Regions from separate parts of the Homo sapiens genome. Here region 2 is linked to region 1. The links are chromatin contacts, found by Hi-C or POLR2A ChIA-PET in ENCODE. All regions are on one chromosome and are shown on one strand. The core of a region is the stretch at or near the end of the contact, and the rest is flanking DNA. Distances in the headings are between cores, read along the strand shown.

Region 1 (5,119 bases), core at 1,325-3,824:
TCTTCGCGGAGTAAATTCTCTACTAATATGTTCCTTGCTCTTTAGCAAATCAGAATTTCCGTTCAAATCTTGAATGTCTTTTTACCAGGACTCATAACTTAGCTTTCAAGTAGAAAGCCTTTATTTTTCTTCTTTCAGTAAAAAAAAAAAAAAAAATATATATATATATATATATATCATGCCAAGTTGTTTTTGTTGATGGAATAACATATATTATTTTATTCAAATACTGCTGTTATAAAATTATATTCCAAATTACCTTTTAAAATATATGGGGATTTGGCCACATGTTGCCCTTGGAATTTAATTTCCACCTTCAGATTTTTGTAGCTTGCATACATTCTGTATCTTACTATGAAGGACCCATCTTTTCGGTCTAAAACCTGGACTCCAACTCTAGTGAATTGCTCCTCTGGTGCTGAGACTTTCACCTGGAAGACCTTTTCGCCTGGAGAAGATGTGAATCTGTGATGAAAAGGCAATGGGGGAGATAAACAGATTTTAACGAACAAACACACAAAGGTTATGCTCTTCAGTCTGGAAACTTGATTATTCTCCTCCACATTCTTCCTCTAACATATGATTGCTTCTTCTTCTCTTATGCTTTTAGTACCAGAATGAATATGATGGATCAGAGATTTAAAAAAATGAGGATGACAATGGCCAAGATAACATGAAACAGTTTCATTAAACAGTCACAATGGAGTATGTTAAGACTATTAATCTATATAAGCACAGAACATACTCATGCATTCCATATGGAAAAATATTCTTACTAACTTATTTCATGCTATCACATCTGGATATTTGTGATCAAATGATGCTCCCAAAGATAATGATCTTATTTTGAAAAATCTCTGCCAATGAATCTTTACAATATCAGTATTATAAATCACGCTCAGGCCTGGCACTGTGGCCCATGCCTACTATCTCAACATCTTGGGAGGCCAAGGAGGGAAGACTGCTTGAGGCCAGGAGTTCGAGATCAGCCTGGGCAACAAGGTGAGATCCTGTCTCTACAAATAATAATAATAATAATAAAAAACAAATAGCCAGGCGAGGTGGCACACGCCTGTAGTCCCAACTACTAGGGAGGCTGAGGTGGGAGGATAGCTTCAGCCTGGGAGGTTGAGGGTACAGTGAGCTGTGATTGCACCACTGCACTCCAGACTAGGCTAGGAAGTGAAACCCTGTCTTAAAAAAAAAAAACTCACGCTCAGCCATGGGCAAAAGCAAAGTAGTAGGTAGTGTATCATCTTTTGCCAAATAACAAAATTTACAACCTGCCTTTTACTTGACAACCTTTTATTCCAGTATTTTTTTCTGTATGAAATACACACAGTCAGCATCCACCAATAATAGAGACAATCATTTCAGAAGTATAGGAATTATAAAAATAAGTTTTAAGTATGATGTTAAAGTATTAAATTCATTGGAACAAAATATTTGTTACAATCATATAGGAGATTAATACTTCGATACTTTCCTTCCGAACTCTGAAGTTTCAAATAGTACTTCATTTTTCTTTTTCAGTTTCAAAACATGCTTACCTGCAGATGTCTCCTTGAAAATTGAGGGCCGCACCAGAGAAAGATGAAGCCCATCAAGTCTCTAACAACTAGGTTTAAATCCCTTATAATAGCTTATGCGAAAAGTAGTTAGAAACAGTATTTCCAGCAAAGTGGAGGGACTTTGTCTTGCCCTGATAATGTGGGAATCTGAATCAAAATTGCTAGGAGATTATTTTATATGTTATATACAATACATTATATTGCATATATTATAATTCGGAACAATTTCTACAGCTACAGAGAAAAATGGGTAACCAAATATCCTGGAATATAAACTGCTGTGGAGAAACGAGTTCTTGGAAAGAAAAATCTTAAAGGGAGAAACAGATTTAACCGCCATCCAAAATAGGTAAGGAGCCGTTTCTCGACTTACTTATTCCCTGATGTATCCACTGCCTGAATATAGAAATAGCGGGCGGGAAGGACGACGTCTGCTTTTAGCCCGGGTCCCCATATTTCGCTCTTCTCCGGGCTCAGCTGCCTTTCTCCGCCGGTCTCGGCGAGTGCTGGAACTGTCGCCAGAAAGAAGCAATAAAGTAGCAAAGTGCCAAACATTTACAAGACGGACTCTCGAAATGATCCACCGATAAATGAAGAAGTGTAAGAGGTGGACAGAAGCAGCCGAGCCTTCGGCAGGGACCCGCCGGCCGATCGCAGCAGCCAACGCGACTGCAAAGGTTGCCGCCCGGCGTGCAGGGCAGGCGCGCGGGTCTCCGCGACCCCAGGACAATCAAAGCCCGTGCCCCGGCGCGCCCAGGTGAGGGTCCCCTGGCGTTCTGCTGTCCCGGCCGAGAACCGCGCTGCTCCTCTCTCTCAGGACAATGATGAACTTGAGTTGCTCCTGCCACTGGAGCATCATTTGGGAGCGAATCCGTCTCAGGTTCCAGCCAAGGTGTAGGGCGAGGGGATTGGCCCGTGCGTCGGGCCAGGCTCAGTAACGCCTTCTCCAAGTGGATGGCGGGGTGGACACGCGTCCCGGCGCCCCGGGCTCCCTGGGATATGTAGTTCGCGACAGGACGAGCGGAAATACTGCCAGGATTTTACCACCTCTCGCCCATTTATTTACTTCTCGGTCACCGCTTTCGGGGGACAGATAAACACCACAGATGCCCATCAAAGGGGCGCACGGGTCTGGAGGCGCAGCTCAGGTTTTTGCGTTGGTCACCCTGCCCTCCGCACGTGGAGAGGGCAGGCATAAAGCACCTTGAAAGGAAGGTGCTGTCAATGCTATCCGACGACCTGTCGCCGGGCACCGCAGCATCCTCGCTCGCTCCGATGGGACGAGGGACGCCGGCCCCAGGGTAACAGGAGGCGCCTCGCCGGCCGCGCGCTGGATGCTGTGATCCAGGTCCGGAGCCGGGTTCCGCCGCGGCCGCAGCGACCCGACCCCACCCGACAGGCCAGAGGTACCCCGGGGCGGGGGGCAGGGGCCGAGGTGGCGGCCGGCTGTGCGCTCTGAGCGCCTGGCCCTCCGCTGGGCACCTGGGCGCCGCCAGCCCGGCCTGCTGCCGCTCTACGCGCAGCCACCTGGGCATTCAAAATTTTTACTTAATTCGATACCGGCCTGGGCTGCCAGGGGTCATCGCCTCTCCGAGCCCCGTGGCGTCCAGATGGAGGCCACTGCATGGGTGCGCGCTCTCCCGGGAAGGAGTAGGGGGAAGAGCTGTGTCGCGGGGGGAAGAGAAGCGCCAGGGAAAGAAGGGCCTAGCCCTCTGGTGAACAAAGCTCGATTAGGAGGTGTCCATGTGGATACCGGTGACCCCTGTGCGGCCGTCGGTCTCCACGCCACGCTGGGCAGGGTCCGGGAACCAGCGCGCAGCGGCCGTCGCCTTCCCCTGCACGCCAGCACCCGGGTCTGGGCCGCCGCCAGGAGTCACGGGCTCACCGCCCTGGTCAGCTTGGCAGTCGGACCCGGAGCCGCCTCCTCTGCCTGCCTCCCTCTTGCCAGCTGCCCCGAAAACCCAGAAGAGCCGGTGGCTCCGAGCCAAGGCGGGCCTGGTTCGGCGCCAGGAAAGGGGGTTTCTTTCCTATTTTCTTTTGTGCAATTGTCATTATTAATGATACCGACTCGTTTACTCAAACAGTCGAATCGGAGCCCCAGCTCTTAGCCCGGATGCAGCAATTGCCCGTGGGCCCCCTTTAACACCAACAGCGTCCCCGGGGCCCGGGGCAAGCATGTTCGAGGCGGTCACCCCCGGGCCTCGGCGCGCTCCCCCTGGCGGAGAGCCTCGTCTTCCGGCCGGTGAGGGAAGGTAGAGGAGGGAGTAGGGGCGAGGAGGCCTCGGCGGCCCTTGGGCTCTGCGGGCTGGGGACTCGGGGTGCCCGCGACACGCGCGGAGGCGCGGGCTGGGTTGGCCACGGGCAGGGAGCGCAGCCGCGCTCCTTCCTCTCTGCCCGCGTCGCCTCCGCGCGCACTGGTTCTGCGCGGCGGGGCTTGGCCTGCGCGACTGTCTACTCCGTCCCGGCGGCCTCGGAGCCCGGCCGAGCGGCGAGCTTGTCAGAGGACGGTGGTGGAAACGCTCCCGGCCTCCCCAGGGGCGCGGGCTGGAGGCTGGCGCCAGGCGCGGAGGACTCCCGGTATCTTTTGACAGGCTGGCGCCTCGGCTCTGGGGACCCGCAGGTCTGAAGGGGAGGAAGGGGCCTGGAGGGCGCGGGAGGACACCGGGTGGGAAGGGTGGCATTAGCTCGGCCGGGGGCTATGCGCCTCTGGTTTCGCCCTCCCGCGCATATTCGACCCTTACGAGGTCACCGGAATGCCCCTGCTCCTCAGTTGCCTTCTATACAGGATATCGATCAGGGTATTTTGTTATACGAAAAGGCTTTACTGAAGAGGTTTTTAGAGATGTTTGGTTCTCTCATAAACTTGATACTTGAGAATACAGACAAAATATAACCTGAAAAGACTACAACCTAGGCGATGAAGATTGGCTTTACAAATGGACGTTTATTTTACAGAACACTTCGTTCAGTGACTTTGAACAATCATGACTCTGGCGGTGCTTTTTAAACTTGCCATTTTATAAATTTTTGCTTTGCATACGAGCAAACCATATTTCTATTGCTTATGACATGATTTTATGAGTAAGCTATTAGTTGAGCCTGAGGTCCTGCAGTCATTCTTAGTAGTAAATTTTTTTTTTTTTTTTTTTGAGACGGAGTTTTGCTCTGATCGCCCAGGCTGGAGTGCAATGGTGCAACTGTAACCTCCACCTCTGGTGTTCAGCGATTCTCCAGCCTTGCCTCCTGAGTAGCTGGGCCTACACGCATGCGCCACCATGCACGGCTAATTTTGTATTTTTTTATTTTTTATTTTTTTTTAGTAGAAACGGGTCTCACCATGTTGGCCAGGCTGGCCTCAAACTCCTGACCTCAGATGATCCACCCGCCTCAGCCTCCCAAAGTGCTGGGATTACAGGTGTGAGCCACCACGCCGGCTTAGTAAATCTTAATATAGCAACACCTCACTTGCCTGGAAGAGGGAACCGCAATCAATCAAAATGAGGGCCTACAGTAATGCCTGGCATGATGCAAACACTTAAAAATTATCT
Region 2 (5,084 bases), core at 2,497-4,996, 72 kb after region 1:
GTAGTTAATCAACTGACTTAGTTAAACTTTGACTAGTTACCCGAGATCTCCACAGTGAACAAAAGGTGGTGGAGAGGGGAAGCAGGCCGCGCCTGGGCCTGTATTCGGGTTTCTGGCACTGATCTTCTTCTGTTCATCCAGCAAATATATGTTTGGTGACTCCTATATGCCAGTTGTTCTTAACAAGAGGGAAGGAACAGAGAGTAAAATAGTAGGAGAAACAGATGATAAGCAGATACATAAATCATAATTTGACAGTTGGTGGTAAGTGCCAAATAGAAAAATATAACAGTAAAGGAGAGGAGAGAGTGAACTTCAGGCATCGAGAGTGCAGGTGCTGTTTCAGAGAGTTGTTGGGAAAGGCTTTACTCGTGTAACTTCAAGGCAGGGACCTGCAGGAAATAGGAAGCAAGCACTGTAGATAGATACCTCGGGACTAGTGAGTGAAAGGGGCTGAGGCAGAAGCTTGTGGGCTGTGTTCTAGGGAAGCAAGGAGGCCAGTGTGAGAGGAGGAGGGAGGAAATGGCAAGGGTTAATCTTAGAGAATAGGAAGAAGCTGAAACCCACCAGGGTCTGGTGTGCTAGGGTATGCAGGCAGATTGAATGTGGGGTGGGAGAAGAATGAAGTCGAGGAGGATTCCAGATACTGAGCAGCTGGTCGAGTGGACCTGCCTTCAGTAAGACAAGGAGGGAGCACAGTGGAGGAGGAGAAACGAAGTGTTCAGGTTTGGATATGATAAATTGGGGATGCTCATTGGATACCCAGTGGAGGTGTTGAGTTGATAGTTGAATATATGTGACTGTGGTTCAGAGAGACTCAGGCTAGATAGCTAACTTTGGGGGTCAGCGTATAGAGGGTATTTAAAGCTATGAGAATGGATGAAACTTTAAAAATATTAACAGAATGCCATTGAATAAAATAATTTATTTTCAAATAATAAGATATTTTTGGTGGTTGGATATAGATATAGATATACACACGTACATGATTTATATAATAAAATGTTTATAAATGTCATATAAGAAATCTTGATAAAAATTAAAAAATATTGTTACTCTTTAGGATTGGACCGGAATAAGTTAATAAATTTGGCTTATTTGCTTGGAAGTGATTATACCGAAGGAATACCAACTGTGGGTTGTGTAACCGCCATGGAAATTCTCAATGAATTCCCTGGGCATGGCCTGGAACCTCTCCTAAAATTCTCGTAAGGTCTTTTATTTCTTTAATTTGGATAATTGTGTAAATACCCAAATAAGCAAATAGAACTATTATTTACAGCATGAACTGTCATGCTGTAACATGTGAACAATGGTTCACTGAGAAAGCAGCAGAAAGTATTGGTTGTTTTCCATTTTCTAGAGATGATGAAATCAGAGTCAGTTCTTAGTGGTGCTGGGCTTATCCTAGTTCAAGGGTACAAAGCCAGTCCTGTGGATTTCACAGGAATGTAGAAGTTGCCTTTTCATCCATTGACATACTTATAGAGCAGCTATGATGTGTCAGACACTGTGCTGGCCCTGGGGAAAGGAGAGATGAGTAAGGCATAGGCCATACCCTCAAGGACTCCCCCCATATACTTGGAGGTGATGGAGAAGCAAAGCAAATTGTACTTGTCTGTGTGTTTGGTGTCCTGAGAGAGGTCAGCCAGGAAGCGACTTGGAAATATAATGCCAGGAATGTTACATCCAGCACTCCTGTCCTGTTTCTCACCATGTGAATCCCGTGACGTGTTCAGTGGTGAAGTCTTGCTCCATCCAGAACCCAGAGTCGTGCTATACTCGGGGTACATTTATCATTTTGAAGATTCTGAGATGGTAGGAGTTATGAGTATGTCTGGGAAAGTAGTTTTTTCTTTGTCCTTGATGGCATCTTTTTAAAAAATTGAAATATAGTCACATACCACAGAGTTCACCGATTTAAAGTGTACAGTTCATTGGTTTTTAGTGTATTCACAAGATTGTGGTGGCATCTTTTAACCGTCACTATGTCGTGAGATGCTGTTTGGTGGTGGCTGATTTAATGATCCTTGAGTGTTCTCTCCAGTTACATATCCTGTGTTTGAAAGATGCTAGGATGCTCTGACCTGAAGAGTCAGTGACTGGAATCACTGAAATGAACGGCGAAACTGTTGTAGTGATCATGGTCTTCCAGTCATAGCACACTCACCAATGTGTTGTATTTTATACTTTCTTCATTTATCTTTTTCTGATTTTCTTATTGTTGAGGAAATTTATATACCGGGAATGAGTTATGAGGTAGACATACGTCATGGTAGGTAAATAACTTGAAAACCTACAAATAACTTTATTATACAAATAAAGTAAATACATCATAGAAAATTATAAATATGTATTAAAAAGATGATTACAGTTTACAATTTGTTTATGTAATTTTAGACTTCACACATATATATGCATATACATTGCATATATATGTATACTCATTTGAGTGTGTGTATGATTTTTTTTATAAGAATGGGATGATGCTATATACTTTTTATTTTACCTGTAACCCATTTGGTATTAGAACAAGACCTATTATCAACGATGATATAGATTTATATCGTTTTTAATGGCTACAGGTAGTATCTTTTTGCGTCTATCAGGGCTAGTTTAATCAAGTGTCTTTTGTTATTTCTATTTTTAGAAAGGTATTAACAGACATTGATTTGAGTGTCCTTAATCTTCGGGTTCTTATCTAATGATTATTTTAGAATAAGTGAAATAGTATCTGACTTTTCCATTTGGTTTCTTGATAACTATTGAGAGTGAATTTTTTATGTTCATAGACGGTTTGTGTTTCTGATTTAGTGAATGACCTGTTTATGCTGTTCCACTTTTCTTTGTTCAGCAGTTTTTGCTCGTTTGTTGCCTGCTGAATCATTTTCATATTTGAGCAGTTTCTGCCTTTGGTCCTCCAGCTCGTTGATGCCAGATAGGAGCAGCCTTCGCTCTGCCTGGCTCAGGACATTTAGGATGAATACAGAGTAAAGAGCAGGAAGGATGGTGGGAAACCAGTAAAATCAGAATGTGGCCTCACTTTGTTTTCTGTTCTCCTCTTCTGAGGGCACCCTGGCTGGTGAATCATTCTTAGAGTGGGGCTGCATTGGGCCTGCAGGTTGAATTGAGCTGTAGTCACATTTGGTTTGGACTACACGGTGTATTCTTCTCTTGAGCTTTAATTTTCAATTGGCTACCAACATTTACCTTTGGGAGATTTTACACAAAATTATGGATTCTGTTGGGGGAAAAAGGAGAGCTGAAAATACTGGGCCTGAATTTCTGGATAGCCCCAAAATAGCTGGCATGGAGCAACAGCAGTTCCCCTCCCCTACCCCAAGGCCTTGGACTGGGCATGAATCCTTCAGTTTCATCACAGTTGCCTCCACTCCCCCAGCTCAGCTGATTGACAGACACCTTCCTCCTTTCATCTTTATGTGAAGTGCCAGGCCCTCCTGCTTGAAGGAGTAACCATAGCTTTGGCTTGATGAGCTCACAAGTGCACTGATTCTAACTGCCAGTCATGATTACAGTTTCAAAAACGAAAATCTGCAAGTAAAGTAGAGGAGAATTATCGGTATTCTCTCAGTGCACTCCTGGAAAGAATGTTGTAAAAGTAATGAAGAAAAATTATTTTTTCCTTTTTGCATTTTGTTGTTATAATACTTTGAAGACCGCAATTAGTAATTTCCAACGCTAGATGGCACTCCTGCATCGGTGAGGCGGACCCTGGCCCTGACAGCCGGTCTGAGTGGGTTCCTAATGCTGCACTAGCAAGCTTGTGAAGCGGGGGAGCCTGAGCTGCGGGCGTTTTTTCAGGTTCCATTGAGTACATAGATTGGTGAGGATTATGTTAGTAACTTTGATGGCATTTATTTTTTCCTAATTGTGTAAATGTTTCTGGTCAGTCGTCACTGCATTACAAACTACCTTCAGCCTTAGTGGCTTCACACAGCAGTAGTCACTGATTTTGCTCATGCCTCTGAAGCTCGCTCAGGCCTGGTGGGGGTGTCTTGTCTCTGTTCCATGTCGGCTAGGACAGCTCAGCTGGGCTAGGACCCCTTAAGATGGCTCGCGGGGCTGATGAGGTGGCTTCGGCCTCGGGGCCTGGGTGGACACTTGGTGAGCTTGGCTTCCTCATAGCATGTTGGAGCCAAGAGCAGGAGGTCCAGGGGACAGGAAGTGGCGAGGGCCTCCCCTAGGCCTGGCACGGCTTGAGTCACACTGGTCAGCCATGGCCGCCCTGCTCAAGAGGAGGCCACAGGGACCCCCTTCGTGATGGGAGGAGGGTCCAAGAGTGTGTCGCTGTCTTTATCCGGCCGATTTAGGCTTAGAATGGAAAACATTGAAAAATGAATAAAATATAAAGAAGAAAATGAATGGCTGTGTGCTCACGTAGAATATTGCCTAGCACACAGCGAAATAATAGTTGTTAGTGTTATTTATTTTAAGTATCTGTTTACTTTTCTCATATATGTGTTTTTTCCAAAACTGGAATCATACTTTAAGTAGAGTTCTATTATCTCTGTTTTTGTATATATTTATTTGTTTTACATACATATGTATTTATATATATATAAAATGTTAAATTTTAAAAACAGATACATGTATCTGTTTTTACAGATTTTTTAAACAAATTTAACATTTTCTTGGCATATTTACATTTTATTAAATATTCTTCGATCCATTATTGTATTTGATTTGAGGTAAATAATACAGATACATTACTTCCATTTTACTGCTGAGAAAGAGACCCAGAGAAGTTGTAACTTCTGTGGTATAATTATGAGTGTGGGCTCTAGAGGAAGACTGTACCAATTCCAGCTGTGAAATCTTGAGCCAGTTACTTATTTTTGAGTTCAGTTCCCTCCTCTGTGAGGTGAGGGTAACGATAGGGCATGGCTTGTGTGATGATTGGGCATGTGAAATATTTAACACAGTGCCAAGCACAGAGGAAGACTTCCATAAATGTTTGCCATCATTATACATTGTGGCTAATAGTACTAAAATTAATAAAATATTCTATATAGCATACAATTTGAGTTAGAACTTGAGTTTACATGTTCTAAGTTTAGTTCTTC

What was found. A loop is a pair of places that touch in the nucleus more often than their neighbours do. ChIA-PET counts read pairs that join two places held with the same protein, here RNA polymerase II (POLR2A). Pooled maps may share reads with other maps.
Region 2: a pooled map shows a loop between it and region 1 (3-fold over the local background). The contact joins the enhancer-like site here to the promoter of BIVM in region 1. A Hi-C loop is called at or near these places in 4 of 50 pooled maps. POLR2A ChIA-PET finds 5 or more read pairs at or near these places in 2 of 52 experiments (H1 and activated CD4-positive, alpha-beta T cell).

The regions. Positions count from the first base shown.
Region 1 is chr13:102,796,545-102,801,663 of GRCh38, forward strand. BIVM (basic, immunoglobulin-like variable motif containing) reads left to right here and starts at 2,575. Exons shown (of 11, transcript NM_017693.4): 1 at 2,575-2,977. POGLUT2 (protein O-glucosyltransferase 2) reads right to left here and starts at 2,432. Exons shown (of 10, transcript NM_024089.3): 1 at 1,945-2,432; 2 at 260-465. The coding sequence starts at 2,126. RefSeq lists an enhancer at 2,582-2,801 and silencers at 2,862-3,131, 3,692-3,741, 3,772-4,201.
Region 2 is chr13:102,867,050-102,872,133 of GRCh38, forward strand. It overlaps BIVM-ERCC5 (BIVM-ERCC5 readthrough), which reads left to right. Exons shown (of 23, transcript NM_001204425.2): 20 at 1,064-1,208. ERCC5 (ERCC excision repair 5, endonuclease) reads left to right here. Exons shown (of 15, transcript NM_000123.4): 12 at 1,064-1,208. Among named protein-coding and RNA genes, the nearest start is that of ERCC5, 24 kb to the left of the region's middle. Within about 2 kb of position 3,747, at least 3 of the 41 ENCODE cell types and tissues checked have a DNase peak (open chromatin) inside an H3K27ac peak, as active enhancers do.